Regions from separate parts of the Mus musculus genome. Here region 1 is linked to region 2. The links are chromatin loops, found by intact Hi-C in ENCODE. Cell type or tissue: left cerebral cortex. All regions are shown on one strand.

Region 1 (8,000 bases), 120 kb before region 2:
GTTCTGGGGACATTTACATTGTATATAATTGTAGAGACTTGGTCTCCTGACCTGGAGACATTGTATCTAATTGTGGAGCCTTGGTCTTCTGACCTGGTATTGTGCTTGGACTTTTTCCTCCAAGATCATAACAGTGTTTGTTTGGAAACCCATTTCTTTCTCTCCTGTTTGGGAGTGTTAATCACATGTTTCTGTCCCCCCCATCCCCCAACACACACACACACACACACACACACACACACACACACCCCGTGTCAGCCTTGAGCTATTGACGCTCAGTGTAGCAATCATCCTAACACAGTGACTTCTATCTCAGTATCAGCTCATCACCCAGTATTAGCATGTACTAGAGTATGGAAACACACTGGGATATTGGTGAATCCCATTGAGCATGTTCGAGTCCAAAGCGAATGCTGAGGTGACTGACAAGCGAATGCTGTTTTATGTTTAAACTGTCACTGGGAGCCAACTCACAGTTTTCTTGAAGACAGAAACAATGCAAGCATTACAGGCCAGTCTGGTAAAATGTATTTTGTTTTAAAATTGAAATTCCTTTTTGTGTCTCTTTTGTAGATTTCTTGTGTTCTCTGGCAGTGATTTAAAGCCTTGTAGAACCCTGTTACTGCTCCTCCCAATAAGACAATGTTAACCTTGGGTCACAGCATTTTGAGAAACCCACCTTTCACTATTGAATAGTGATGGCTCAGTTTGTTTCTCATGCCCTATATCTGCTAATCGCTTAAGTAGCTGAACCACAGATGCAGCTCTGCAACAGATAGCAACAAGCCTTGACGCCTTGCCTTGTCTCCTTAGAAACAGCATTGTAACTATGCTCCCTAATTTCAGCTCCAGCTCCACGGTGAACCCCCCCAGGTGTCCAAGGAGCCTGATGTCTTAGGCGTCGTACATTATTGAAAATACCACTGGGTGATGTCAGGAGGGTATTCAGCTGGTTGCTGATACACCTGTCATTAGTGTTTTCTTTGCTTTAATCTCCATTTCCCCAGTTAAGTGAAGACTCTGATTAGCTATTTCCCTTTTCTGCTTTCATCTTGTTACCAAGGATGTGTCACTTGGAACAAAGTACGCTGACAGTCATTTGTGAGGATGGCAAGCTCACTTGGTTCTAGAGCAGACCATCATGGCTGTGGCACAAGCCCTGCCTGATGGTGGAACCAGCCCAGGTCCTAGACCATCATCAGCATCTATGCAGAAAGCCGTCATTAGAAAATACTGAAGCAGAAAGCTCGGTTGTAACAAACAGGCAAGTCCTTGGAAGAAGTGCCTCTTCTATATGCTCTAATAGTTAGTATTTTTTTTCCTAAATTAAAAAAAAAAAACCATAGCTATTAACAATGCTAATCAAAGGAAAGTCAAACATAGAAGATGTCCAGGAAGTAAACTGTCATCGTGGGGCAGTAAGCAGATGTCATGATAAGTATTAAATCTCTCTGTGTACATATTAATGTGTATACATACACATAGTTCTCACATAAATTCTGCTTTTATTATATTATGGAGGTTTTTTTTTTAAACTTTTCTATGTATCATTTTTCGAGAATAATAAAATCTATTTCAAGAGACACTTCTTTTATAACTGGCTTCCCTTTCCCTTTGAACTTCCAGATGTTTATGTAGCGCTGTGCTAGAGTCTTTGTGCATGAACACTATCACGTATGCATGTACATCACATTGCATTGTGTGCGTCAGGACAGCTCCTAAAGATAAAGACTCTTGGGAATTAGAGGTCCCAGGTTGTCTTAGGATTGCTATTGCTGTGATGAAACACCATCACCAAAGCAACTCAAGGAGGAAAGGGTTTATTCAGCTTACACTCAGCACTGCTATTCATCACCAAAGGAGGTCAGGACAGGAACTCAAACAGGACAGGAACCTGGGGGCAGGAGCTGATGCAGAGGCCACGGAGGGGTGCTGCTTACTGGCTTACTCATCATGACTTGCTCAGCCTAATATATTATAAAACCAAGCAACACCAGCCCACCATGGGTAGAGCCCTCCCACATCAGTCAATAATTAAGAAAATGCCTTACCGCTGGGTCTTACGGAGGCGGTGTCTCCTTCAGATGATTCTCACTTATGTCGAGTTGACACAAAATCAGCCAGGGCATAGGTTTTAAAGCAAATCAACAGAGTCTTATTTTCACACTAGGGGTGTGTGTGGGTGTGTGTGGTGTGTGTGTGTGTGTGTGTGTGTGTGTGTGTGTGTGTAAGCATGCATGCACTAGTGCACGTGAACACTCATATACATCTGTGTAGGGGCATATTTGCCATGGCACATGTGTCGAAGTCAGAAGACGGCTTGCAGGAGTTGGTTCTCTCCTTCCACCATATGGGTTTCAGGGATCAAACCGAAGTCATTAGGCCAAGTGGCCAGGGAGCCTACCAGCCGAGCTATCTTAAGATAGTCAGCAGAATCTTTTAGACAGCTGCCCCGGTTCACATTCTTAACATTGGCCTAAGCATTTTTAACCTTATAGGCTTTAGCCAATTGTTTGGATAACATCTTTTACATTTTCATGTCAGAAAAGTATCCATTAGGGAAATTTTTCCTAAACCTAAAACTATAACATACAGATTTGAGTATAAAGATATTTAAAGTGTCTTCATGGCAGAAGACACTATGAACAATAACCTGAAGAGGAAATAAAGCCAGAAGGGTCTGTGTATGGCATGGTTTACACTCCAGGGAGAAAAGGTGCGCTGGCCGGGAGAATGGCACTGATGGACCAGATGTTCCTGAAAGAACGGTGTTCTCGTAGTAAACGCCTAAGCCGTCCTCCGCGCCGTGCCTCATCTTCAGGTTCTTCATATGAAACATCTGACCCACTGAAAATAGGTCAATTCTTTCTTCTAAAAAATAAATTTACTTGTTTTAATCCAGTACCTTCTCTTGGATTAGCTTTTTGTTTCTTCAGCATGCTTAGAAAACATCTTCATGGCGAGTTATTTGCTACCTCTTGTCCGTGGCCCTCTTCACTCTCGTTTGTCCTAACCTGAGTTCCTCTCCAGATGAGCTCTAATCACTCAACTCATCTGCATGTGGAGCAGGATGGTGTACAGATTTGGGGGGAGGGGGGGAAGGTGGCCGGCTTTGCACTCCTGAGGGGCCTGGGGCCTGTGGGAGCTCTGACGTCAGCGCTGGATAAGCTGAAGTGAACAGTTAGTCATGCAAGCAGCTGTGCCCGTACTCCCCTCAGCTCAGGACTGCAAGGGTGGAGCGAGTTCGCTTCTCCCGGGAGTTATCTCTGAGAATCAACTGCCCGTCGTTGTATGTTTTGACAGACTCAAGCCTTCATTGCAAGACAGACAGGTTTCAAATCTTATTGATGATGCTTTGGTCATGTTCAACACTTTGTCTTTACTGAGGAGAGCCTAAGCCAGGACTCTGGGTACCATGTGGCTGAGCAACGGGTAACAGGTAATGTGGCATCCTGAGAGACCGATAGAAAAGTAGAACTTCCCCAGGTACAGCGAGGCCCTGGCTGGCCAGGAGGGAGACACATTCCTGTACTCCACATATGCCTGGGATAGGACAATGGTTCATTCTTATTGTATGCGGACATGAGGCAGAACATTCAACTCTGTCCATGCCTGGCTTCTCCCTCAAATGAGGTGGCTGTGAGTGAGGCTACAGATAGAGACATCCCCAATTAAGGCCTGTGGTGGTTTGAATAGAAAGGCCCCTGTTGGCTCACATGCTCCAATACTTGGTCCTCAGTTGGTAGAACTGTTTGGGAAGGATTAGGAGGTGTGGCCTTGTTAGAGGGGGTGTGTCAACAGGGATGGGCTTGGAGGTTTTAAAAGACTCCCATCATTCCCAGCCCCTCTCTCACCCTATACCGTGGTGCATGTGGGGAGGTGACATCTTTGTAGAGTTGGTTCTCTCCTTCTGGGGCTTCAAGTTAGGTGGTCAGGCTTGAGGGCAAGCACCTATATTATTCCTAGAAATTACCGATGAAATAGGGAAGGAAAATACTTCCAGACACCAGGAAAGTGTATGCAGCTGTTATCAACATAGACACAGAGCAGAAGCAGGGTCCATGTATGAGGATTGCTCAAGATTCTGAAGTGCAGTGAAAGAAGAAGGCCATATATATGCTAGTCTGTGAGCTTGGAATACCAACTCCACTGTCTTCGCGTGCCCAGCCACTTCTTACTTCCATTAAAAACCTGTGCCTGTGAACTTGAGTTTGCCCAGGTGGCTGTGCAAAGGGCCTTGCAATCCACTTCCACCAGGGGGCCCTCTTGCACTCCATCGGCCGTGGCTCCTGGGACTTAGAAACTCCTGACTTTAAAAAAAAAAAAAAGTGAGCAAGTTGATTTTCAACTCAGAAGTTCATGCAGTTAGAGTGATAAAGAATGTTTTTACAAGATTTCTGCTTCAAAACTTTCCACACAAATGGACTGTCTGGATCTGTGGTTGGCCATGCATTATCCACTCAGCGATTCAGCCGAGGAGTCTTGGACGTCACTGTGTTCTCTCGGGTTGTAGAAGCTGCTTAGCTATGTGATACAGATTAACTAATTGATAGCTCAAGACTCCTAGTTAGAACCTAGAAGAACCAGTGTCCTGGTTTCAAGTCACACTAGTCCTGTTTGATCGTTAGAAAGCCTGAGTAAAAGAAGGCTGTTTCGATGCGGGACGCCAGGGAGCAAGTCTCACGCCCAGTCCATCTGAGTGGACCCAAGCGTACGACTTTGGGCTCTAGAAGGCGCTGGCTGATGTTTATAAGGATAAAGGTGCTGCGTTTGGCTCTCAGAATACAAGAAATTCTGCTGCATTTTCTCTATTTCTGCCCCACCTAAAATCCAAATCGTTTGAGAACCGCCCATGCAGGTGTTGGATATGCAAAAACACCTACGGCAGGATCCTTCCTGGTAGAGAGCTAGCAGTAAGGAAAAAAAACAGATTTTTATCAGTTATACAGACCACATGCTGTGGAGATGCCAGTGATGGTGGGGTCAGCTCTGGACATTCAGGCAAGCTTTTCTGAAGAACTTGGATTTTAAGTCGGTGCTGTGAGAAGAGATTGAAAAATAAAGATTTGGGTGGTTCAGGCTCAGGCAGAAAGGGCAGTGATAGTGAGGGGTTCCCGGTGGGTATGTGGAGAAAAGCGTTCTCAAGCGTTGAGCCTGACACATCTCCAAGGCTGTAAGTGACCTTCCTTTGCCAAGAGTTCATGGTGCATATGACTCAGTCCGAAACCACAGTTCTAAAAATGGATCCAAATTCTTTTCATTATTATTTTTTAAAATATGCTCATGTGAGTAAGACATGAGTTTTGCTTGACAGTGTAATATTTAACACCACAGAAGAAGCAAATAATGTGGATTGTGATGTGAGCTACATGCCATATAGTAGCATAAAATCCTGTCTTCAGAAATCCAGCAAACCATGTGTCCAAATCAGTGAGGGGCTACAGACTAAATAGCACCAAATGCTAAACTTAGGGAACAAATATTGAAGTTTTCTCTCTAGAAAAGTCATTTCTAAGCACCTGGCAAGAAGGTAGCACTATGTGAGGAGGTGGTACACGGTCATGCATTTTAGACAGTCGGTTTTTCCTACAGTTATTTCTGTCAGACCACCCTACTAACATTAAGAGACAGAACCTGAGAGTCAGAAACAAGTACAAAGTATTGAAGGCTTTGATGTTTAGTCCTTGTCTTAGTCAGGGTTTCTATTCCTGCACAAACATTATGACCAAGAAGCAAGTTGGGGAGGAAAGGATTTATTCAGCTTACACTTCCATACTGCTGTTCATCACCAAGGAAGTCAGGACTGGAACTCAAGCAGGTCAGGAAGCAGGAGCTGATGCAGAGGCCATGGTGGGATGTTCCTTACTGGCTTGCTTCCCCTGGCTTGCTCAGCCTGCTCTCTTATAGAATCAAGACTACCAGCCCAGGGATGGTCCCACCCACAAGGGGACCTCCCCACCACCACAACCCCAACCCCCGTGATCACTAATTGAGAAAATGCCTTAAAGCTGAATCTCATGGAGGCATTTCCTCAAGGGAGGCTCCTTTCTCTGTGATAACTCCAGGCTGTGTCAAGTTGACACAAAACTAGCCAGTACAGTCCTTATCTCTGATAACTTAGTTGTTCTGTTTACTCCCAGGAAGAGAGGGGAATGCTGCTTGGCAGTCTAATAGCTAATATTAGGAAGATAGAGTATGCTCTAAACCTAACAACCCATTAGCAGCTAAAGGCAGCAGAAGAGCCAGTCATATACTCCAAGAAAAGTGGGTATGATGGCAGAATCCCGTGGTTGTCCTCCAGAAATGAGAGAAGATGCCTGAGCAGTTATAGTATGTTCTAAACATCACCTCCTGGGGATGGGCATCAGCAAGACAGCATGTCCAACATGGACAGCTTCATTCTCAAGAGATGTGAGTCAGGTAGGAATCGCTCTGGCCTGGGCCTTTCATGTTTCAAGTCTGGAGTTTTGTTTGTTTGTTCCATATTCTGGCAGTTCTTTTCTCTGGAAATCGTTACACCTCTGTTTAAGTCCAATGTGGGCCAAGCCCTATGCTGACAGATGTGGAGGTGAACATCACTCCAGACTCCCCTGATTAATGTCTTTGGAGAGAAAAGAAATAAACCTGGTGCATCCTGCTTTATACCTGAACTCAGGAGCATATCTGTTCTGATCAGTTTTATGTCAACTTGACACAAGCTAGAGTCATCTGAAAGAAGGAGCCTCAATTGAGATAAAGCCTCCATAAGATCCAGCTGTAGGGGCTGGAGAGATGGCTCAGTGGTTAAGAGCACCAACTGCTCTCCCAAAGGTCCTGAGTTCAATTCCCAGCAAGTTCATGGTGGCTCACCATCATGTAATAGAATCTGATGCCCTCTTCTGGTGAGTCTGAGGACAGTGACAGGATAGTATACTCATATGCATAAAATAATAATAAATAAATCTTCTTTTTTAAAAAAAAATCCAGCAATAGAGCATTTTCTTAATTAGTGATTGATGGGGTAGGGCCCAGCCCATGGTGAGTGGTTCTGGTTATAAGCGAGCATGCTGACCAAGCCATGAGGAGTGAGCCAGTAAGCATCACTCCTCCATGGTCTGTGCTCTTGCCTGTAGAGTCTTGGCCTGTTTGAGTTCTTGTTCTAACTTCCTTCAATGATGAACAGTGATGAGGAAGTGTAAGCCAAATTAACCCTTTCCTCCCCAACTTGCTCTTTGGTCATGCTGTTTCGTCACAGCAGTAGTAACCCTAGACAGTAGTCTTCAGAGCTGGCATTCCTGTCAGTCTCCGCCACACTGAGATTCGCCCTGCTTAGCCTGGCAAGGCCCAGCAGTCCTCATTTTAACCTCTTCTGATTTTCTTTTTGTGGAATATTTTACTGTACTTAAAGAATCTATAGCTTTGTGCTTATTTAAAAATTTAAATATCTTTTTGTGTGTTTTATTTTGTTTTTATTTTTATTTTAATACATTTTAATAAAATGTGATTTACATCACTTCCTCCTTCCATTTCTCTCTCCAGACCCTCCCAGCCCATGACCTTCCCTGAGCAGTAAGTGCAGGAGCCGTGTGGGCAGATGTATCCACTAGGGCTACTCGCCCAGGGTTCACTGTCCCGTCGTTGTCTGGTTCTGTATGAATTTGGAATTTATTTTTTCTTTTTCTGTGAAGAATGCTGTAGGTATTTTGATTGGGATTGCATTGATTCTCTAAACTCCTTTTGGTAGCATGGTCATCATTACACTATCAAGTCTACCCATCCACAAACATGAAGTGTCTTTCCGTTGTCAGCGGCTTTCTCAATCTCTTTCTTCAGAGATTTGAAGTTTTCCTTGTAGAGATCTTTCACCTCCATGGTTAGGTTTATTCTGGTCTAGCCATTTTAATGAACTTTAGGTTCAATAAGAAACAGTGTCAAGGGGCTGGTGAGATGGCTCAGTGGTTAAGAGCACCAACTGCTCTTCCGAAGGTCCAGTTCAAATCCCAGCAACCACATGGTGGCTC
Region 2 (8,000 bases):
TTAAAAAAAAAAAAGAAAGAGCTTGTCTTGTGTCCCCAATTTAGATAAATGTTAAGCAGAACCATGTGAGCACGATATAGCGGCCACCAGGGGAGGAAGGGACACGGGGACTCTCCTCTGGTTGCGGGAAACACACTATTGTAACTAGAGACAAAACGGGTGGTGAGATTTCAAGACAGCACAATGGGATGAAGGACTCCTGGTTTACTGTTCAGGTATGAAGGTTACTGCTAGGGACATTTAAGGGTTTCCGTAAAGGATCAGTCTTTGCGGATAAAAAGTTTCAGTCTTGTTAAGCGTGCACATTTCCTCTGAAGCCTGTGCTTCCCACGGCCCTTCTGCCTACCGACGAACTGGGCTCTGAGAGAAGAGGCTAAAGGCTGCCCTGATCCCCTGCGAGCAGTGGGCCTGACTTCCAGGTCTGCCGAGAGGGCGTGGGCACACATGTGCAAGTTCTTTATTTAGGCCAGGTGTGAGGCGCTGCCAGGGTAGGTGCTCCAGGGTGGGTGCTCAGAGCAGGCTACAGCTGCGGCAAGGTCAGTGCCTCCACTTAGAAGAGTGCAGCACTCAGCTTTCAGCCCTGATGGCCTTCCAGCACGAGTATACCTGTGTGCCCCCACCTCCGCTCCCAGTGTCTAGCAGAACGCTTTCAGTAAGGTTCCCGTGGCGGGTACTCTTTCCCGTTTTCTCCCCTCTCTGTTTAAGATGCGGACGAACAGTTTGTCCTCACATTCCCAGTCGGCCTGAAGTCCTTACCTTCCAGAAGAGGATGCTGCAGTGGCGGCAGAAGTGTAGCGTGTCCCCGTACTGCTCTTTGGTCGGGTAATACTTCTGAAGCGTGAAATACATCAGCTTCCACTCGATATGACCTTTTTCTGAAAGGATCAAATGTCTACAAAACTGAAAAAGAGACAGTTCTGTTCAGAATTATCTGATGGTTTTTAATGGGTCCTTTTTTTCTTTAAGGCAGAGCAGTGCACGAAACACTTTAAGATTGAAATTAAACTTGGATTAAATCAATGAGGAACAAGTCAGGCAAATCGCGGTGTTCCTACACAGTGCCCGCAAGTAGCTGTGAGACAGACAGAAGACAGCTCGGGAGGAGGTCTGTGACAGCTGAGTATTTAGTAAGAGACTTGGATGCAGGATGAATAAAGCACACTCACTTCTTAAGAATGGAGAATGGACTCGGAGAAGCATTTCTACGGCCAAGACCCACACATGGTCAATGTCCTCATGAAGACATGGCATCCACCCGAGGCAGAGGATATGCCACCTTGGACCGATGGGGGTGGCACTAACTAGAAAATCAGGCAACAGCAAGTGCTGGAGATGCTGTAGGGAGTCAAATGCCTAGTATACTTCTGGTAGGGATGCAAATGGTGTGGACACGATGGAGAACAGCGCAGTTTCTCCAGGGGTTAAACACAGCAAGTGAATTGTAATTCCACCACTGATAAGTTATTTCAGAAAAATGAAAAACATGTCTGCACTGAAACCCATCAATGGATGTCACAGCAACAATCCTACTAGCTACAAGGTGTGAGGAAATCCAGTGTCCCGACCAGATGAATGGGTAGCAAAACATGGCGCACACGCACACAATGGACTCTGTAGTCCCCAAAGGAATGAAGCTTTACTTCCTGCTACAGATACATCATGAAGGGCACTATGGGAGTGGAGCGCAGTCACAAAAGCCTTACTGGTGAATATTCTGCTTACACCACAATCCAGACCGGGAAATTCAGTCAGAAAGCAGATGAGGGGTTGCTTCGGGCTGGAGGGAGGCTGAGACGACAGCCAATGGCACAAGGTTCCTGAGGCAACAATGGTGTCCCAACACCAAGCACAGTGACAGAGACACAAACCGGGTAGCATCTGAGTGAGGTGTTACCAAAGGGTGTGGGCAATGTAACTTGGGCCATGAGAAAACAAGACCCATGCTAGATCAGGTCTGCGTGCATCGGAACTGCGGAGCCAATAGGCACGTCCTCGATCATTTAGGAAAAGATGCCCTTGTCTAAGTGTGCTATGGCCTTTTAGGAGTGTTTCGCTTCTTATTACTGAAAACAATCTCTTGTACAACATGTAACCAGCCACACCTTTTAAGGACTTCGTTTGGAAATAATAATGGAGCCAATGAGGGACTCTGATTTCTAAGACAGCCTGAAGAGCAGAGGGGCCGTCACAGGCCTGGCTGGAGCGCTCTCCGTGTCCTTTAAGCACCATGGAAACATGAGCTAGAGACAAAAATACCTCTGCCTTCCCTCCTCACGGCTCCATGCCCAGTGTTCCCAGGAGGAACGCCCACATGCCCGGGTGTTTCTCCTCTGCATAAGAACCTGGGGTCTTTTTGTTACTCACGTCTCACATCTACGTCAGCTGCTCACATCACACACATCTTGCCAGTGGCTCCTGCTGCTGTCACTACAAACAGCTGACCCAGGACCTACACAGCCTTCAGCTTCATTGAGGTGTTTCCTAGCCTGCAGTGCTGGCCGGACCCTGCCCTGGCTGTAAGCTACTGCTGATCCTGAGAAACCAGGAGCCTGCTGCTGTTAGTCACTCTTGAAGAACTGGTAACATCTCACAGTTCAGTTTTGTGATTCAATCAAGAAAATATGCATCAAAAGACGCTCTCACAGGTGCTAACGGATGATTCTACTCTAAGTTCTTATAGAAGGTGAACACTGTTGTAAACAGACCTTTAACCTTTACAGTCTTTCATCAAGGAACTTCCAGGACTCACAAACCAACAGTCAGCCGATTTCCTGAAGGACGTGTGACGTCTGGATATATAACGCCTGCCAGGGGTTCTGGTGGCCCAGGCCGAGCCCTGGCCTTGCCCTATGGTATCCTTGGAGGTAGGTCCCAGAGCAATGTGTGATGCACAGGGCCCATCCTAGACAGACATTTATTCATCACTCTATCCATGGCTCTAAATATTTCCTCCAAAAGATCAACCACTCTCTCCTGCATTTCTGATGCCAGCTCAAATCTAATCTCAAAAAGGAGGGGGCGGAAACACAGTTGCCGCTGAGAAAGAGATAAGAAGAGAGTAGGAAGAGTCAGGATGGCTAAGGATGCAGGGAGCAATGGACGTCCACTCCCACTCAGATGGAGTAGCTATGCCTCTTGCTAGGTGGGCTAGCCTGCCTACCGAGCCATTCTCAGGCCCAGCCTCTGCACAGCCCAGTCCCATGGACCCAGTTCCATGCTCACCCATCTGCAGCATCCTGGCTGCACTGCTCCATGCCTGAGAACCCAGAGCTTCCTGCGCTCTCACAGGCTCACTCTGGGTCTGGGCATCTCCTTGGGGCTCTGCTTAGGACTTTCCTAGGGTCCTGGCTGGGCACGTACATCACCCCTGACTACCGCCTTTGATGTCCACACCAGTGTTTCTCTCAAGCAAGATCCTGAGAGCCATATAAAAGGTGCCCTGTGTTCCAGGTGCTTTGCTGGACTTTTTAAGCTGGGTGGAATCTCAGCTGTGGCTAAGACCCCTGATTCCTTCTTCTGATGGGACCTGCTTTCTGCTCTGCCCACATCTGCCGTGAACCAGGCACACTCTGGCCCCCACGTCACAATGCTCCAGCATCCCAGGTATGTCCACATCCGTAAGACAGACAATGCATCACTCGCTGCTTCCTATCCTTGAATGAAACAGGCACTGCTTGATGCAGTGAGCCAGGATGCCCACATGCTGCAGAAACGCAAAGGTGGGGATTTCACTCTGGAGCAGGAGCATCAACTAGCAAGACACAGGACCTCAAGATGGTGCCACCAAGTGGGAAGCACGGGAACTGCAAGGACGACAGGCTGACAGGAGGGGGCAGAGCCAGAGTGGGACTCATCAGGGAAAGAGACCACTGTGACCTTTCCCAGGAGACAGGACACAACTCAGCTAGTTAAGTAATTTGGTACTAGGACATTTTTAGAATCATGATTCCTTTTCAATATGAAACATGAGCCTTGTAATTGATACAATTCAGAAGCAACTTTGGTATCCTCTAGCTGCTATCAAGTGCTCCCCACCTTCATTCGAGGGCAAAGGATGGTGGCCAGCTGGCCTGACTCAGGGACTGACCTGCACACTTTAGTTAGATCTTGGTTTCTTTAAAAACCACAGGAATATCGTGGGACTATGGTTTTGTTTTAACCCAGGTGTGGGATACGGGGCTGCTTCAGACTATCCACAGCAGCTGACTGTGACTTGCCTCGTACTCTAGCCGGGCTATGACTTTACCAGCTGTAGATAGTTTCTGCAACCGTGTAAGGTCTGGAATTCTAGGGGTTTTTCAGAGGGTATAAATGCTAGGGCCCCAAGAAGCCTTGGGGGTGGAGGGATTGGGTTGGGTTGTTGGTTGAACAATGGTGGGTGGGTGGTTGTTATTGGGTTACCATTTGTTAAACAGTTGTGAGCAAAAAAGAAACAAGGAGAAATCAGATATCATCCTGATGGTGAAGATCACACTGCCCCACAGAACCGACACTCCTATTCATCAGGAAGTCGTCTAACAATAATGTCACTCCCTTTCCAACCAGACCGATGGCATTCACAGTCTCTCTCCATTTCGCTCTATCCTTCCTTCCTCCTTATCTAGTGTTAGAGGGCTGGAAGGTGGAGAAGGAAGGAAGAAAGAAGAACCCACAAGCAGCAAGGCCAGCTGCCCGCACTCACCTGCTGCTCAGCAAAGTGGTACTGACACAGTCGCTTCCACAGCCGCCTGTCTTCACTGAGCATGTACAGGGTTGGTGTTACCTGGCCCAGGGTGACAATGTCCCAGCCATCTGAGAAACGGTACAGGATGTTGTTCAGCATGTGCAGGGGCAGGTCACTGAGTGTGAGGCCAGTGTTTACCTGCTGAAAGGAAGCACAGCGGTGTCACGTGGAGAAAACACAGGGGCTTCCTGCAACAAAACACAATGGCCATGCTGTAGAGACAGCTTCAGCAAGACTACAGCGAAGAGGCCATGTGCTCTGACGGTCACTTCAGTCTTCTTCACTGCTCTGCAGGGTGGTCTCATGGGGGCTACCACATAGCATCGTCTCATGGGGCTGGCACATAGCGATTTCCCTGTGCTCAGGAAGTTATCCTTGGACATGCCTGCCCCTGCTCTATTTTAACTAGAAAAATACCTAGAAAACGGTGGATCTGAAATGTGGAACTGCTGATGACATCGACCCTGCTTCATGGCAGCAAGTGAAGTGAACATGGGCTGCGCTGCGGTTCACCCAGGGACAGGCCTGGTGTCTGTGCGGCCTCCCAGCTCTATCTGTATCTACTGTTAAATCTCAGCTTCCTCCTCACTGACACTGAGCGTGTTTATGACGTACAATATGGTTAACACAAAGCAAACAAGCTTCTGTAGCACAGAGAGGGAGAAAGACGCCCAACACGGAGGGTGAGGACAGCTGCCAGCTGTTGGTCTGATAGGTTAATGTACAGATGCTAGGGAAGTGCAGGACTCAGGGAAGGGTGGATTAGCTGGATGACACACCTCCAGAGGATATGCAGACAGCCAGCATCACTAATCTAATCATGAGAGATGCAAATGACAAATGCAGTGCTGAGCTGGTGCAGGGGAAGTCTCAGGACTGTTGGCAGATGGGTGTGAATAAGCAAAGAGAAGAGCTGTGGGGAGGCTCCTGAGACAACAGAAACAGAACGGCCATGTGACCCGCAATGCTGTATGCATCCATCCAAGGGAACTGAAGTCACGTGCTTAGAGTAGCAGGATTCATGGTAGCCAAGACCTGGGGTCAGCCTAGTGCCCATGGACGTGACTTTTTTTTTTTTTTTTTTGGACGTGACTTAATAGAGAAAATATGTTATATATTACTCAGCCACAGAAGAAATGAAATACTGTCATCTTCTGCAGTATGAACGGAACCATGGGTTATCCTGTTCTATGAAAGAAGTCAAGAATAGTAAAACAAAATACCGCATGTTCTAAGTTACATGCTGGAAGGAAAAAACTGGTCTCAAAGAAGTAGAGTGTGAAACAGTGGTAGCCAGAATCTGGGGAAAGACGGACAGAAAAGGGTAGGGAATACATGGCTAATGGGCCCAGGATAGGAGAGATGACGTCTACTGCTCATTAGCACAGTGGCATATCACCGCTAACAACAACGCTCTGAAAACCTCAGAGAGCTGATGAATACACGAGGTGATGGCTGCCAACTGCCCTGATGTAGTCTTTACACATCACAGATCTATAAAGCACCACATTGCATCTCCTATGTACATACAATTTTTGTGTCAAATAAAAATAAATTTAGGTCAGGTGTGACGGGGCTCACCTTTAATCCCAGCACTCCAAAGGCAGAGGCAGGTGGATCTCTGAGTTCAAGGCCAGCCTGGTCTACAAAGCCAGTCAGAGATACATAGCAAAATCCTGTCTCTGGGGAAAAAAAAAGAAAGAAAGAAAGAAAGAAAGAGAGAGAGAGAGAGAGAGAGAGAGAGAGAGAGAGAGAGAGAGGAAAGGAAAGGAAAGGAAAGGAAAGGAAAGGAAAGGAAAGGAAAGGAAAGGAAAGGAAAAGAAGAGAGAGACAAGGAAAAGAAAAGAAAACCCCCAAAACCAAACAAAGAAAAGAAACCTACCTTTGTCACCTGGAGGTTCTGCAGCTGCTGCTGCCAGCTGAGGACGGTCTCCAGGCGGCAGATCCAGATGTTGATGTTCCCGACTAGCACTGACTTCCCCACCCCTCTCACCAGGATGCCAAGGGTGGAGCTCAGGTCCTGGAGGAGGCCTTTGATCAGGCGAGGGTTCTGATGGTCATCAAGAACTGAAAAACCAAAACCAAGCAAGGACTACTGTTAACGCTGTCTAAGTTTATAGCCCAAACGTCTGTCGACAGAAGAAGAAATAGCAAAACGTGACCCCTTCACGCACTGGGATATTACTCAAGCTAAGAGGTGAAGGAAATCCTGACCGGTGTGTGTCATGAGCTCAAACAAGAAGTTTGACGTGGGAAGGACACTGTATGACTCCGTGCACACCATTTCCGCAGCCAGCAGGCACAGATGCAATGATGGGGTAGGAGGAGGGACTGGCCAGGGGAAAGTGGTGGGGGCAGGGTATCAGGTACAGAGAAGCCATTCTGGACATAGCAGTGGCTGCGATGTACATGCATGCAGTGCTATTGAACAGTATGCTGAAAATTGTTGAAAGTGATAAATTTTATGCCATATGTATTTTATCATATTAAAAAACAAGGAGCTCACTTCATGGCAGTTTAAAAGTGGCATCATTTTTCAGATATAACAACTGTTAATAATAAGAATTTTAAAAGCTTTAAAATGCTACCTGACTAAATTTTTGGTTGGGTCTACAATTTTGCCTGTAAAGTAGTCAGTGTACGTTTTCTTTTATACTTATGATAAGGAGAATATTTAAAACAGCTCATATACACTAGCGTATACACAGAGAGTAAAGTCCCTTTTACTTATCGTCACTAACAGGTAAAGGTGTATTAAATGAAAAGGAAAGTATGACTCACACGGTGCCTAAGTCACAAAGCTGCAATCTTAGGGATTACGGAACCCAAGGGTTGAATGAACTGTGACTGGTTAACCATGAAAGGACAAGGACCTTTGTAGGACTGGGCCTCTCTGGGATTACCTCTTTCCTTGGAGGGAGCACAAGGCTTAGCTGCTGGAGAGACCTATCTTCTAGACTGGTGTCAGAAAAAGCCCCTCGCCCTGCACCAAGTTTCCAGTTAAGATTTAGACTTCAAAGTTCTGGTGCTGCAGGTGCAATAATGGCATGGGGGGAGGGAGGGGCAACCAACTCCTTCCTGATTGACTGGATTTCAGTGTTTGCTCTGTGTGGGGACAACTAACTCCTTTCTGACTAACTGGATTTCAGAGTTTGCTCCATGGCAGGAGATGTCAGTCTGGTACTGTAGACCTGCTCACAAGCCTGTGGCTGGAGAGACGACAGGCCTTGGGGTGGGCTGGCAGGACGGACTTATGACTACAGCTTTGCTGGACGGA

What was found. Hi-C counts contacts between places; a loop is a spot of excess contacts. Peaks named below come from ENCODE experiments on the same cell type or tissue, not always from the same donor. Only the 100,000 strongest peaks of a DNase experiment are listed, where the experiment ranks them.
Region 1: a loop joins it to region 2, with 2.8 times the contacts of the local background. A loop is called at or near these places in 15 of 42 quality-filtered maps.

What each region holds. Positions count from the first base shown.
Region 1 is chr8:14,049,451-14,057,450 of GRCm38, reverse strand. All of the region lies in intron 3 of Erich1 (glutamate rich 1), which reads left to right. Among named protein-coding and RNA genes, the nearest start is that of Gm39134, 28 kb to the right of the region's middle. In left cerebral cortex, CTCF peaks have their summits at 4,245 (motif pointing right) and 6,876 (motif pointing left); a DNase peak (open chromatin) is centred at 4,255.
Region 2 is chr8:13,928,046-13,936,045 of GRCm38, reverse strand. Fbxo25 (F-box protein 25) reads right to left here. Exons shown (of 10, transcript NM_025785.3): 7 at 6,606-6,790; 8 at 4,682-4,864; 9 at 757-900. Among named protein-coding and RNA genes, the nearest start is that of Fbxo25, 24 kb to the right of the region's middle. In left cerebral cortex, a CTCF peak has its summit at 3,795; DNase peaks (open chromatin) are centred at 2,318, 3,050, 3,776 and 5,517; H3K27ac peaks cover 1,146 bases.